2 separate regions of the Homo sapiens genome follow, and region 2 is linked to region 1. Evidence: chromatin loops called from intact Hi-C (ENCODE). Cell type or tissue: ascending aorta. All regions are shown on one strand.

What was found. A loop is a pair of places that touch in the nucleus more often than their neighbours do. Peaks named below come from ENCODE experiments on the same cell type or tissue, not always from the same donor. Only the 100,000 strongest peaks of a DNase experiment are listed, where the experiment ranks them.
Region 2: a loop joins it to region 1, with 4 times the contacts of the local background. A loop is called at or near these places in 11 of 110 quality-filtered maps.

What each region holds. Positions count from the first base shown.
Region 1 is chr1:171,138,910-171,146,909 of GRCh38, reverse strand. The region is part of intron 3 of FMO1-AS1 (FMO1 antisense RNA 1); the gene reads left to right. It also overlaps the pseudogene FMO6P. Among named protein-coding and RNA genes, the nearest start is that of MIR1295A, 41 kb to the right of the region's middle. In ascending aorta, a CTCF peak has its summit at 4,959 (motif pointing left); DNase peaks (open chromatin) are centred at 4,229, 4,629, 5,019, 6,199 and 1 weaker place; H3K4me3 peaks cover 1,566 bases; H3K27ac peaks cover 5,229 bases.
Region 2 is chr1:171,222,892-171,230,891 of GRCh38, reverse strand. The region is part of intron 2 of FMO1-AS1 (FMO1 antisense RNA 1); the gene reads left to right. It overlaps LOC124900413 (a long non-coding RNA gene), which reads left to right and starts at 6,531. Exons shown (of 2, transcript XR_007066731.1): 1 at 6,531-6,895. In ascending aorta, a CTCF peak has its summit at 3,931 (motif pointing right); DNase peaks (open chromatin) are centred at 3,957 and 7,724; H3K27ac peaks cover 3,024 bases.

The sequences.
Region 1 (8,000 bases):
GCAAATTGTGGATGAAGATGAAATTAGAAACCTAGGAGTCTCCTATAAATAACATAAGTAAACGTGTCTTTCTTTAAACCATTTGGCAGTTGGACTCTACTTTTTTTTAATGTAACTGTGCTCGGAGACCCCGTGTGCTGTTAGAACTTATATTTGAGTTACTGTCTGTAAAACAGGAACTTGTGTTTGTCTGATCTCTGGCTTGCAGTCCTTGATTATTTTAACATAAGGACTTATGAGGCTATTTATTACTATATCCTATCATTAAACTTAATTTTTTTCTTTTGAAATCTAAGAATAATCATTATGTAATACCTATAGAAAGATATGTTTCTAACTCTTGATGTTTGCATATAAGTCCCTAGATTATTATATATTTTCCAAACTTACCAGGAAAGGAATCCGTTGGCAGATTGGGGTATACGTGATGTCCTGAACAAATCATTACAGCATCAAAAATAGTAGATTCCTGTTTCCCATCCTTTTCAGTAACAACAACCCATTGGCCCGTGACTAAGAAGCTGGGACATTTCTTTATACCGGAAACCAGGGTCTTTAAGAAAACTAGAAAATTTATTTTTCCATTTATAATTCTACATGTGAAAGTTTTTTTCCTTCTTGCCTTGTTTCTGTGGAGGAAATAATTGTTACGAGCTCTCTTGGTCATTCAGAAATGTATAGAAAGATAGTAAAATTGGAGTCACAGTGAATCTTCAGTGAGTCTTTGAATCTCACAAGAAAAATTACTCACTGGAGTACATTTACTTTTTGACATCAAGTTAGTTGATTTAGGGGTAAATCACACTGAATATTTTTGTGAATGATGTCATATAACAAATCTGTGTTATTTTCTTATGGCTACCCTCTACTGACATGGCTTCCTCCTTTTCTGACCTCATCTTCCATCTACTCAATAAGTATGGGAATATCTCAAGGTTTGATCGTTGGCATCTCTTTTGCTCTGCATAAATACTCTTATCTTAGAAATATAGCAACTTTACGGCCAGGCGCGGTGGCTTATGCCTGTAATCCCAGCACTTTGGGAGGCCGAGGCGGGTGGATGACGAGGTCAGGAGATCAAGACCATCCTGGCTAGCATGGTGAAACCCCGTCTCTACTAAAAATACAAAAAATTAGCCGGGCGTGGTGGCGGGCGCCTGTAGTCCCAGCTACTCAGGAGGCTGAGGCAGGAGAATGGTGTGAACCCGGGAGGCGGAGGTTGCAGTGAGCCGAGATTGCGCCACTGCACTCCAGCCTGGGCGACAGAGCGAGACTCCGTCTCAAAAAAAAAAAAAAAAAATTAGCAAGTTTTGTGGTATGAATATACAAATACATCTATCCTTGGTCTCTCTTCTATCCAGTTTAGCTTGACCTTTCCATCTGGAGGGCCACCTAATACTTCCTCATATGTAGCAGGTTTTGATTGACCTACTTAAATTTCCTTTGAAACTGGCTTCTGACTTTCTTATTTCTTTGAATGATGACATGAAACTCCCAGCCACTTATGCTTCAAATCCATGACTTGTTTTCCTTGTTATTTCTCCATCCTTGCCTCATGTTTAAACAGTATTTATCTCCCAATCTCACGCTTTCTTTCCATGATTGCTAACACTGCCTTCATTCAAGTCCTTATCACTCCCTTGCATGGACTACGGCAAGAACCTATACCTAGCCTGTCTTCAGCCTCCCATTTCCTACAAGCCATCCTTTGTCCTGCTTGTCAGATTAATCTTCCTGAAGGACTATATTCATTTCTCAATTTCTCTGCTCAATTCACTGCTCAATTTCTGTTACTTCACAGCCTCTAAAACTTATTCTACATTTTGAATGCGATTACTATTAAGTCCATACAATTTTGTTCCAATTTACTCTTTTAGTTTTATTTTCTGTTATTCCCACAGACTTTTCTGGAACATATTCTGCAAATTGCTTCCCTAATGTCCATTCTCCCTTCATTCTTACTAACAGAACCCTGATTTTGTTTGGAGCGACAACATACACAGAAAAGGGATGCATTTTCCAGGTTCCTGTGCAACTAGGGTGGCCTGTGAGATATAAGCAATGTTGGACAGTTTTTTCAGGAGAATTTGTAAAAGGGGAGCTGATTCAGCTGAGAGAACATCCCTTTGCCCTTCATTCTTTACTTTTTTTTTTTTTTTTGCCTAGAAGGCAGATGTGACGGCTCAAGCTTCAGCAACTGTTTTGCACCACAAGGCAAACGTCATGATGTAGGCCACGTGCTAAGATGGGTGAAGCTGAATCTTTGATAACTTTGGTGCCATCACATAAGCTCTGGATGTCCCTTCTTTGGACTTCTTTTACATGGTTGCAAAATAATCCTCTATTTTTCAAAGTCACAGTACACACTAGTTTACTGATATATGTGGCCATATCTCATCCTAGCATATATATCTCCCTCCTAACCAACTTGGTTTGCCCACTGTTCTCCAAATGAGCAGGGCATTTTCCCACCTCTCTAATTTTACTCATGCCACTCATTTATCTAAAACACCTACTAAATACAACTAAATTTTACCTCCTCTAGAAAATACCTTCCCCCAAAGTGTTGCCTCTTGCTTCATGATCTCCATAGCATTGTTTTATTTATAAACAAATCATAAAGAGCTTTAAAAAATTTTCTCTTTGATTGAAATTGTTACTGGAATCTTTTTACTTACTCTTTACATATTTATTTTGAAATAACTTCTTGAGAGCTAAGTCTTAGACCTCTTTTTCTTTTACATATAACACATAGCACAATGCAAGCACACAATAGGAACTTCATTAATGTTTGTTGATATTAACACCATAATGGAAGCAAATGAATGTAATGAATGAATGGAATAAAATGACTATTGGAAAATTTTATTTTAACTATACATTTGGGGCTACTCCAGGTAAAATAATGATGTAAATATCACCATGGTTCATAATTTTGCTGATTGTTTTTCCCACTATATGCAAGTGTTCTGCATTTAGCAGCAGTTAATTGAGGTTAAGAGTTCCAAACATACAGACAGAAATGCTCAATAAAGAGTCCCAAATAAATGTAAAACATTATTCTCGCAGAAACAATGCTGAAATCTCACCTTTTTAATAAAAAAACTAATGAACTGAGTGGGTAAAGATGGGGGCAATGACTATATTTCCCATTTAAGTTGTTAACCTTTTCATAATGTAATGGGAGAAACCCTACCAAATGCTCTGGTTTTTTGAACCACAACTCATTGGCATTGAACTGACAAAATTCCTAATATATACTAAAGCATTTTGGATTATTTCCAAAACATCAGAGCATGAGGGTGGAAAGTGGACAATGATGGGCTAGCTGCCTCCATTTTCTAAGGTAGTCTGAAAGCTCTCAGAGACTAGTGAACTAGTAAGTCTAGGAGAGAAAAAATCAATGCATGAATGCTTTATAATCAGAGCCAACATTTGATTACTGAGGTGCCCAAACATTTGGCTCTAATTTTTATAATAGTTTGCTGCCTCCTTTTTCTCTAACCCACACATATCTTAATTTCAACAGTACAAGTTATGAGACCCCTACCTCAAACTGTATGTATCTTAAAAGATCCTTCTTTTGAGCATATGTCTTTATATATTCCTGGAGCTTGCTGTGGTGTATATAGTTTGGGTAATCATCCGGATAAGGGAAGTCTGGAAAGCACATCATTTCTTTGGAAGAGTTTGTGAATACAGACTGGTAAATGCTGGCTCTGCCTTCTTCTGTGTGGTCCTAGGGAGAATAAGAAAGCTTAAAGAGAAAGCCAAGAATTGTGTTCCCTTCAGTGAACACAGTGGTTCAATTCTTGGTTGACTAAAACCCTTTTCATGTTTAAAAGCGTAAACAAAAATTAAAAGCTCTCAGTAAGATAAGGAATGGAAAGCCCTTCGCGTAGCACCTGGCACAGAACTGGAGCTCTTTCCATGTGAATCCTCTTACTGTAATTACCCTCAGTGTTAGCTCTGTCTTTATAGCCACTTAGTGGTTTTTGCTTTCTCCTGTGCCACCACTGGTTCTGATCTTATACTCAGGTTAAAAAAAAAACAAAAAACAAAACTGTCTAGAAGAGGCTCTGACTTCTAGCCTATTTATTTGCTTTTGGAGTTTAGCAAACTCTTCACTGGCAACAACCCAATATTGCAGTGGTTTCCCAGCTTTGGCGTAATGAGAATCGCCTGGAAGCTCCCTAGACCGTAGATTCTTGGGCCCTATTCTTAGAATTTCGGATTCAATCTGTCTGGGGTGGAGTCTGGGGTGGTTTGCATTTCTATCAAGTTCCTGGTGATGCTGATGTGGCTGGTTTAGGAACCACACTTTGAGAACCACTGCTCTGTTGTAAATGAATCCTATTCTTTGGCTCACCAGTTGCTGGACTTCACTCCTCACCAAAGAAACACAGGAAACCAGAGCCCTTAGAACATGTGTTAAATCTTGGCACTTCATTTTAAAGCCTCTGTGTAATTGAAAAGTGGCTTATTTTTTAGAAGCAGTCAAAAGCTAAATTGAAAATAAACATTTCCTCTCAGTTGTGAGGGTAGGGTAAAAGTGCACACAATGTGCTGCCTTGAAAATACATTTCAGAGCTGGCAGCTTCTGCTTCCCGAGGTCCGGAAGGACTCTTGTGCAATGGGGGGAAAGAGATGGAATGTCACGTTGCTGCTGGATTCAAGATGTGTCTCTCCCTCTCACACCAGATGACCTCTGGAAGAGGGAAACAAAAAGTGCTGGAAAGGGTTGAGAGGATTGTGTCCCCGTGGGGAAGTGGGGGGCTGCCCAAAGCCTCAGTATTTTTTCTCAAGTTGAAAACATAATCTTCCTCTATTCATGGTTGCTGTATTTCTCATAAGCGTGGAAGCACAGGAATTTAAACTTTTTAAAATTTTTGTGGAGGTCAGAAAAAGGGTGAAGGCTCATGTCCAGCAGTTTGGCAGGCTGAGTGCTTCCCTTTCACCCACAGCTAGCGCCTTCTACTGATGGTTGTGAGAAGAAGGAGAGGTGGGAAGGAGGTTTTTTCAGCTGCCTGTTGAAAGGAGGCAGGGCTGAACTGTGGGATGGAGCCTGGTTAAAGAATGTAAGACTCTGTTCTGGGAAACAGATGCTAAGGCCTTGGAATATTTCCATCTTGAATGAATCTCTGCTTTTTTGCCCCTTGACCTCAGCCAATTATAACACCAGGAGAGAAGAGTATGTACACTACAGCTCCTTGGAATTTTTCCGAAAAGACTGTTCTCCAAACAAACACAAAAAAGCAAATGTATTAGATAACAAGTCAGTTGCTCCAGGGAGCATGCATTTTTATTATTTCAATATGAGGTGTGGTTTGAGCCAGTAAGGAGGAAATTCAACTTTGACTCTGCCTCTAGCTGAGGGAGCTTTACCCTGGAACCAGAGATCTAAGCAGCTGTGGGCACCATCTGTCTTGGATGATAACCGTGTTCATCTCTCATCTTTCCCACGAGAACATAAGTAACTTGAGGGCAAAGTCAGAGGTTAATTTCAGAATGTTGTACATGCATCTAAGCAGTTTACCTTGATCTTCTTTCCTATTCCAGCTCTGCTTATGAGTCCCATATCTCCTTGTCTAAATATGCCCTTGAAATATGCTCAAAAGTTGCCTTCAACTTTGTCATGGCTTTCTTTACCTTCCCTCTCAGCTACTGCCAAATCATCTTTAGTTTTACTAAGGTCCCATTATCCTTATTGCCCTAATTATATAGTCACTTATAGTTATTCTGATACTTGTTTTCTCACGGCTTTTAAAGTGCTGGCTGGCCTCTTATCTGCAGCTTATGCTTAATATAGTACCCTACACATAAAGTACACAGTATGTATTCATTGAATGAACAAAGGAATAAATGAGTGGGAAAAAGTTCAAATAGTCCTGGCTTCAGCTTTTGCAATCAAAATGCTACTAACCTATTGGTAAGCATTTTTTTTTTTTTTAATGGAGTCTTTCTCTATTGCCCAGGCTGGAGTGCAGTGGCATAATCTGAGGTCACTGCAACCTCTGCCTCCTGGGTTCAAGAGATTCTCCTGCCTCAGCCTCCTGAGTAGCTGGGATTACAGGCACCCACCACCACACCTGGCTAATTTTTGTGTTTTTAGTAGAGATGGGGTTTTTCTGTGTTGGCCAGGCTGATCTTGAACTCCTGACCTCTCGTGATCCACCCGCTTTGGCCTCCCAAAGTGCTGGGATTATAGGCATGAGCCACCGCACCTGGCTGTTGAGCAACTTCTTATTACAGCAGTAATGAAATCTTTTGAGGACACGAGGCCCTATTTAGGAGTGGATGAAACTTAAAACACACATTCAGCCTGCTAGTATTTAAATCCCATTTGGTTTTCATTTCTCAGAAAAAGCAAATAGTGAAAAGTTCAGAATTACCACGTTTCTGTCTGCTAGAACACCTTCTAAAAAAGGCTTACAAGATAAAGTCTTATGTAACACATAAAAAAAATCCCTCTCTGATTATATATTGTGCCAAGCAACTTTTCTAAGAAAAGAAGGAAGGGCTGGGGTATGTGGAGGAGGCTAAAGTTTTGAGTATTTGTATGGGTCCATATCCTCACCAGGACTTTGAGTAGAATTTTGCTTATAGACATGACCTTATGGAAAAGAAGAATTTCCTCTTGTGGATAACTCAGAATCCAACTTTGAATCTTACTGATCTTTGTATCATATTATTGCTTCCTTAAGTAAACTTTCTGATCTGGCTATATTGGATAACTCATGGATCCCTCTCTGCACACACCATGTTCATTGCCTTTTCTGTGCCTTTCATGGATTGTTGGTCTCTCTTAACCTGGTGCTGGCACACTGCCAATGACTGCATAGGCCTATGGAGTGCCATTCGCAGACTTTATTGGGAAATGCACTCTCTAGGAGTTGTGTCACAGGTGGTCCTCTATTTTGCTTGTCTGGGGTTATCCTTCAAGGCTAAGTGTCATCCCTGTGGGAGGTTTTCTTTGACCTACTAAGATTTCCGTAGTCCACCCTCTTCTAAACGCTCGAGGCACTCGTCCATTGAATTGATGGTGACAAGGTCTATCTTGTTGTTGTAGTTATATAATCTCTTATTTTAAAAGTCTTAGGGCCAGATATATTTTGGAATGTGTACATTTTTGGATTTTGCTCCATAATACTCCTAGTGAGATCTGGGGCAGCAATCTGTCAAATGCAATAAAATTTCTGCCGTGCAACAGAAGGTGAGACTTAGCTTCATGTTGATCCAATTCACGGTATTTAACCTTACGATTTCAGAAGAGGTTCGGCTATCAAATGAGTTTTTGCCCATTTGCTATCAAAGGATTACGGAATTATATTATGGCTTGCTTAATCAAATGAAATGGAACCATTTACAAGGAGTGATTATATTCCATATTTGTCATCCCAGTACTTAGCACAAACTACCAGAATAGATGCTCAAGCATCATTTAATTGTTACTAGGGAGATGGTAGAAAGCCATTTTATGATTTACTCTAAGCTGTCCACATTTCCCTGAGCAAATGTAAATAGGGAAAATTAAATTCTTGAAAAATATTAACTCTTGATTACCCCCTACTGGGAAATAAAAATTAATGACCTTATATCTCATGGAGTGCTTTCAGGGTTACAAAACCACAAATTTTTTTAAAAAAAGCTTGGAGAAGAATAAAAATGTGTTCTAAGTTAGCACTGATATACTCTATTGGAGGAGGCTATTGGCGCAGGCAGAGCAGTAACTGAGACCAGGACAGGAAGTAGTTACAATATGAATGATGTGAATATGTTTTCAAGCCAAATATGTATCATCGACAACTGATTACAATGGCTGGGAAATCCAGGACAGAAGAACTAGAAGTTTCTCCAAACTTGGCTTTGAAATTAAAAAAAAAAATGTGTTTACAAGGACTATTTCCTAATTATATTATTTCTACAATGAGCCCAAATGGCAAAGACCATAATTTTTCCCTCTGGATTTGGAGCTGATAGGCTATTCAACAGCCGCACAC
Region 2 (8,000 bases), 84 kb before region 1:
ACTAAGATAATGTCCAGTGCTTCATGCTGTCTTTATTAGGTTTTTTATTTCATAAGAGAACTGAGTCTTCTCTATTAAGAGAGCTAAAGTTTTTCTACAACTATGTAGCTTTCTATATTTGCCTTTGAAGTGTTTTAATTATCACTTTGGTTAAATAAATTACTACTATTCACAGTGACCTGTGATCCTATTAAATATTTTGCTCAAGTGTTTCAAACCTTTGATATTTTGGACAGACTTCCCAAATATAAAATGTAAAATTAAACCTTTTTCTTGACCTTGAATTAACTTTGAGATTTTCCACATGGGCCCTTGGAACACATCAAAAGGATATCCATCCTTACAAAAGATAGATAATAAGTATTTGGGCTTATTTGATACATTAAATTATATGAATAGTACTGTCAAAAATAAGTAATGCTTAACTTTCTTTGGGTTATTTTTGTGTGTATGTGTTATTACTATATGGTTTGGAAATTGTATGAAATTCATAGACATCAAGTTGTCCTCATATAATGCTGGTATTCATAATTCTAGTTATTATCTTAAAATGTTGTATGAAACAGAAGTAACTTCATTTCCTTATCAATTCCATCATTATTGTAGTGAATTTTCATTAGGTCTTTTTATTTTTCTTTTCTTGTCTGTCTTTTCTTGCTTTTTCTTATCTTCTTTTCTTTTCTGTTCTTTTCTTTTTTCAGAGGCAGAGTCTCACTCTGTCACACAGACTGGAGTGCAGTAGTATGGTCACGTCTCACTGAAGCCTTGGGCTCTTGGGCTCAAGCAATCCTCCCACCTCAGTCTCCCAAGTAGCTGGACTACTATGCACAACAACACCTGGCTAATTATTTTATTCTTCGTAGAGACAGGGTTTCACTATGTTGCTCAGGCTGGTCTTGAACTCCTAGGCTCAAGCAATCATCCTGCCTCAGCCTTCCAAGGTGCTGGGATTAGAGTCATGTACCACCATGCCTGGTCTCATCAGGTTTTTAACCATGGCAATTTTAAGTCTTGTCATTCACAGATGGTTAATTGTTTACTATGGTACTTTCCTGGGCAACTATAAGCCTAAAGTGTTTCATCTTCAAGAAGACTCATGAAAAGGACACTGACAAATATAGTTTTCTGATAACTTTAAGATCATACCATTGGACTGGCTAAGAATTCTACAATGAAAAAATTGACTGGTTCATAAAACTGTGAACCCAATATATGTCAGGACAAGAATTAATTAGATATCAGTGAAATGATTTGGCAGACTTTTATGCTAAGTCAGCCAGTACTGAAATTGTTAAGATATGCAATTTGAATAAACTTTAAAAGTTTGATCACTGTCAAATTACCTATGATAACCTATTTAATGAGCAGTACTATTCACCTGAATTGGAGAAACAAAATTGGTATTTAAAAAGACGTAAATGCAATATTAAGCATTAACTCATGAAGAGTCTGGACAGCTGCTTGGTCCTTCCTGAGTCCTTAAAGCTTCCATTATTAAGAGCTCTGAATTCCATATTCATCATGACAGAGATAAAATGATTCAAATTATGAAAAAATATTGATGGCATGACTTTTAAAATTGCTAAAATTTATAACCAATTTTGGTTATAAATTGTCAAACTCATAGTTCTGATAAGAAAATAAAAACTTCAGGTGATACACACCTGCTGGATCATTTGAACACTTAAAAATGGAGTTCCTTCAAGTGACACATTAAATGTATGTTTTCTGGTTGTATAGAAGCTTTCCCATGCAGGAAGGCTGATGCCATAATAATAGCTAAAGTTTATTAGAAAATGTGTTTCCCTTGGCTGGGCACAGTGGCTCACACCTGTAATCCCAGCACTTTGGGAGGCCGAGGCGGGTGGATCATGTCAGGAGATCGAGATCATCCTGGCCAACATGGTGAAACCCCGTCTCTCCTAAAAATACAAAAATTAGCTGGGCGTGGTGGTGCGTGCCTGTAATCCCAGCTACTGGGTGGGCTGAGGCAGGAGAATTGCTTGAACCAGGGAGACAGAGGTTGCAGTGAACCGAGATTGCGCCATTGCACTCCAGCCTGGTGACAGAGTGAGACTCCGTCTCAAAAGAAAAAAATAAAAAGGAAAAAAGAAAATGTGTTTCCCTTATCATTCATTCCTGGAGAAATCTTCAGTGATAGAAGTACTCATTTTGTGTCTGGAATTGGTTCCTTCCGGTGGGTTCTTGGTCTCACTGGCTTCAAGAATGAAGCCATGGACACTCGCGGTGAGTGTTACAGCTCTTAAAGATGGTGTGTCCGGAGTTATTTGTCCCTCCCAGTGGGTTTGTAGTCTCGCTGACTTCAGGAATGAAGCTGCAGACCCTCCCGGTGAGTGTTACAGCTCATAAAGGTAGTGCGGATCCAAAGAGTGAGCAGCAGTAAGATTTATTGTGAAGAGTGAAAGAAGAAAGCTTCCACAGCGTGGAAGGGGACCCAAGCGGGTTGCCACTGCTGGTTTGGGTGGCAAGCTTTTATTCCCTTGTTTGGCTCCACTCACATCCTGCTGATTGGTCCATTTTACAGAGTGCTGATTAGTCCTTTTTTACAGAGTGCTGATTGGTGCGTTTACAAACCATTAGCTAGACACAGAGCACTGATTGGTGTGTTTACAATCCTTTAGCTAGACAGAAAAGTTCTCCAAGTCCCCACCCAACCCAGAAGCCTAGCCTGCTTCACCTTTGAATTTCACTGGACAAGTTGTAAAACAGTTAAATAAGATATTATAAATACAATGGCATTAGGCGAAGCTAACTACATTGATTGGATTGCCTTAGTCAAAGGCAATTATCAACTGATGGCAATCACACTCATCCTCACTAGAAATCTAGGTTGACTGCTTATGAAATTAAATATTTGAAATTATGAAATAGTTACTTCAAGGCTTATTCCGTTAATAATAAAACCTATGGATCTTTTGCTTTTGTAAACTCTGACATGACTCAATAGTGCCATGCTTTGACGCATTATGCCAAAGCACATTTTCACTAGGTAAGAAAAGCCCTTTGTGACTCACAAATTGATGACAAGCAGACCTTTCATGATTTAGAGCAATGAGGTTGGGTCTTTTGGAAATGACACCAGAGGAAGACTGCCCTTGATAGGGACTATACCAAGTTCTTCTTTGCAGCAAAACCTCAGGGTTTTGAGTCTCGTATTCACATCTTTTTACTAAGAAGGGCTCCTCCAGACTCCTGGTGTATATTTGTTGGAGGCCTTAAGGTAAAGATGACCAGGGAAGTTTTTCCCCAGAGGCAGATGGTATCCTAGACATAGACACTTTCCTAAGACCATAGAATAAGATTTCTCTGTCATCACGAAAGCCTTATTTCTCCCCTTTCCCCCTAGTTTTCTGCTGTCTGAATCACTTCCTTTTCCTTAAAGGAAAATCCACGGGAGCATAATCTGTGTGTGGCTTTATCAAAAGCTTATGCCCTAAAAAGAAATGAGAGCAATTGTTGGGTTTGTAGGCTAATGCCACCATATCAGAAAACAATTTCTCTCATGCCAATGTCTGTGTTCCCATTGAGAGTCATCATGAAGCCCTAGAGGAAGAGTGGAAAGCTTTCCTTAAAATTCTAGACATTACTGCTACTTACTTTTCTACACTCACTAGAAATAGTACCACGAACTTTCCAATTAATAACCTAATTGTTACCAAATATAGAAAACATATCTGAGTGATGTCTGTAAAAGGTATATCACATATTCAAGACCTGGGGACTACCAATGCAGGTATGAGTAATTGCTTGTATGATGTCACTGAATTAAATCTGGAAGCTCCTTTTCCACTAAATGTGGTTATGCACCCTTACAGCATACCCTTTGAGTAAGTTTCTCACTGTACCTTACTCAGGAGCTATGTGAACTTGTGGACAAATTTAATTGACTTCTGCTCAAACACCACTAGGTGGCCATCTTTCCTAGCCCCTGAGGGCCTACATTGGGACTGAAGAGAATTTACTTACCTCTTCCTCACTGGTTCAGATTTTGCTATATGGCCTGTCTCCCTCCTACCTTCTGAATAGCTTTTCCTGAAAGTTCCCATTGTATCTTTCATAACCAGAGGCCAAAGCAATCAATAACCAAAATTAGCACAAACCTTGAAATAGATGGAGATAAGTTAGTTTCCTTGGAGGAAATGTTCCTGTGGGGTTATTGGGGGCACACTCTTGGCAGTATTGGGGTGCTGGTTGTATAGAATTTGAAGATAGTCTGTAAATTAGGAAAAATCTTAGATTTTGTAGCCAATGTGACCGCCCAAAAGTTCAGATGCATAGAAGCTGCTCTTTGAAAGGTGTATGAAAACATTCATGTTCAACAAAAATACTTAATGGAGCATCACGCAGATCTTCTCTTTGCCTACATTGAGGACTTGTGTATAGTGCTAAACGAAACTGAATATTGTACTTACCTTTCTCCTGATTTTACTACTACAAAAAGCTTAATTTAAAATGTGGCTGATACTGATGTTTCTCTAGACACTGCCACCAAATACATCAAGGAAATTTCTCACGGGAAAGGAACACATGATGTGTTTACAGGAGCAGCTAATGGTTGATTTGCAGGTATCCAGAATGGTGGAATGGTGGATGGCAGACTTGGCTATTGGAAGGTTTTTTATTGTTTATTTTTAGCCTAATCATTTGGGGCTAATATTCCAAGGTTTTAAAATCTTTATGTGTCTTTTAGTAGGTCTTCAGACTAGTATGACTTGTGTTACCAGGCTAACTACAGAATCAGGCACCTCTTTAAAGGAGGGCATTTTACTACTAACTATGGCCCTTAATCACCGTCATGCCCTGAACAAAGACTATAACCAATAGGACTTGAATACTGTTGAATTGTCTTTATTATTGCTTGAACTTTAAATTGCTTAATTTAGATTATTTTGGTTTGTAGAGACTCCTGTTAAGTAGTGTACTTTAATTTTTTAATTTTTTGTATTTTTCCTCCTGATAACCATTATAATATTCTTCCTAATGTATTGTATCCCTTAAGAGTCTTTCTCTCTCTTTTCTTTTCTTTTCTTTTCTTTTGACAGGGTCTGGCTCTATCACCTAAGCTGGAGTGCAGTGGTATGAGTGGTATGATCTCCATTCACTGCAACCTCCACCTCCTGGACCCAAGCTATCCTTTCACCTCAGCCTCCAGAGTAGCTGGGACTATAGGTGTGCACCACCATGCCCAGCTAATTTTTGTATATTTTTGTAGAGAAGGGGTTTTGCCATGTTACCCAGGATGGTCTTGAACTCCTGGGCTCAAGCAATCCACCTACCTTGGCCTTCCAAAGTGTTGGAATTACAGGCATAAGCCTCCATGCCTGGTCCCTTAAGAGTCTCAAATGCTCATATGGAGCCATCCGTTGTACATCAACTAATCTCATTATAGTTAGAAAAACAAAAATATCAGGAAAACATAAAGAATAATCCAACAAATTCGACATTGTGAATTGTGAATTTTATACTGAGACCAAACAAGTCCATTATGATGGTGAAAAAAATTGGACCTAGGTTATGGTCAATTTCTCAAAATTCAAAGGCTGATAAAAGAGGGGAATTGTTAAATTAAACTTTGGCCTAATGCTGTCTCTAAATGAAGCAAACTATAACCTAATATATATAAATAAAGCATAATATATGTTATATGTATGTTTTATATATATACATTATATATGTATATAAACCTATATATATATATATATATATATATATATATATATATATATATATAAACCTACCTTGAGACTACATTCTTGTAACAAGCAACTGAGTCTCAGTTAACTGTAGCAGCTGAGCTTTTGGCCAATCACAGGCTGCAAACTGCTCAGACATGTCCAAATAAAGCAAGTGCTAAACTGTAACAAATCAGGCTATTTTGTTATGTCACTTCCTTTTTCTATCTATAAATATGGACTGCCCACATTGCCAGGTAGAGTCTTCTGAACCTTTACTGGTTCAGGGTAATGCCCAATTCATGAATCATTTGTTTGCTCAAATAAATTATGTTAAACTTAACTTGTCTAAAGTTTTTATTTTAATAGCACCATGCTCTTTGAAATGCCTGTTCCTTGGTGCTGTAAAGAAATAGCACTTGAACATAAATTCAATTTCCTCAGCAAGGCCATTTCTATACTTTCTGCAGAAAGGGTACACTCACCAGCAGTTTTGCCATGAGAGTACACAGAACAAAGGAGACAGGGTCATTTATAACTTGATGCGTCCACCTTACCACCTTACTGCTGTGTCCGGTTTCCATTGGCTAGAACAGGACCTCACATTCTGTATTTGTCCCGATTGGCTAGCAACTTAGAACACTTTAAAAGAGGCAAAAGCAGAGGAGAACAAAGGAAGGAGGAAGTAACTTGTAGAATGCTGAGAAAAGTAAAAACACCTTCAAATAAGGAAGAGAAACAGGCTATGACCTAATGCTTGCTTGGACTAGTATGAGCACGCCAAGGCAAATATTTAGGCTAAATTGTAAGAGCTAAGAACATAAAGTACATTGATTTCTTTATTATGGCTAGCAGATAGTTAAGAATGTTACTATAGGTCTTTCAATAAATTTTGCTTTTAAGGGAAGTTACTATTTATTCCTAATTAAATGGGGAGACAAGTCTTTCCAGAGGAACTTCTACTTTACTTTTTACAATTCCTCCTCTTATTTCATAATTCTTCTTCAAACTTGTTTAATATGTTTTGACTTAATTGCTTTGTTTGTCCTTTTAAGAGAAGTAATTTTTCTGAATAAGGTGGAGGAGAGTTAGGAGTTAACTCTGTAAGCATGGCAGAGACAGGTTTTTGTGTAAAACTTCGACGGTAGGGAATAATATAACAGCCTACAAGAATAAGTACACCAATAACAACAGCAAATGAGGTGAGAATTGAAGTTAAAATTTCTTTTTATCTACTGAACAAATGTTTTATTACTTTAGAAAAAGGGTTATTTATTTTATTATTTTTGGCAAGTTTATTGGATAGGGTTTTTAATTCTTGTAGCACTTTTGTTATAATTCTGTCAGGGGCAGTATTTTTAGGAACAAAGGTATAACATTAAATTTTAAGTATGACACAAACATCTTCTTTTTCTGCTAATATTATATTTAAAGTTATTTTATTTTTCTAGGCCATCTGGCTGATAGGTCCTAATTGCTTAGGTATCTCTTTGATGGTGTCCTCAGTGTAATTTATGAATCGTTGCTGATTGTAATAGATATAGTTTATTTAGCCTACTTTTTTTTATAGTTACTTACTAGAACAATGTGGATTTAAATTCTGCAGCTAATTGATTTTGTGCTTTAAACTTATTTGGCACTTCTCACAGGACTTTAATGGCATTTATGTAAACCTGAGGATTAAAGGACTCATAAGGAGTTTCCTTTGGCCTGAGGTGTTTTGTTTTTACCTTTTTAGATTGATGAATTGCTACGGTGAAAGGGATAGCGAATTGGATTAGAGCACAAGTACTGTTCTAATTATTTGGCAGAGTGTCTAATAAAGGTCTTCTACAGTACTACTATACATTTGCTTGGGGATGGCTAAGCATAGACTGATAATCAAGCTCTTGGAAAGACTTGAGCTCCTTGCATTTTTTTTATGCTTCCAAGGAACACCAAATTTTCCTCTTGCTATGAGAGGCATGAAGTAAACTTGGCCATCTGAGATGGAAGCTGGATTGCCCTTGGGGGCTGACCCGTAGGGTGTTGAATTTCAGGAAATAGCAGATAGAGAGCTCGGCATGATGTATTATCCTAAGCCATGGGATTCTGAAAGAGAGCCACCATACACTCCATATCTGGTTGACAAGGAGACCATCCAAGTGGAAAGGGGACAATCTGGGCCTCTGGCCTACCATGTGTACAAGCATAATAATCGCTTTTATTTAAAGTGCGAACGGAATATTTAATTCATTCCAGCCAGGCATTTGCATCTTGATATTTTTGTCTTGATGGCTAAGGTCTGTCTTAGATCTCTTATTTTTA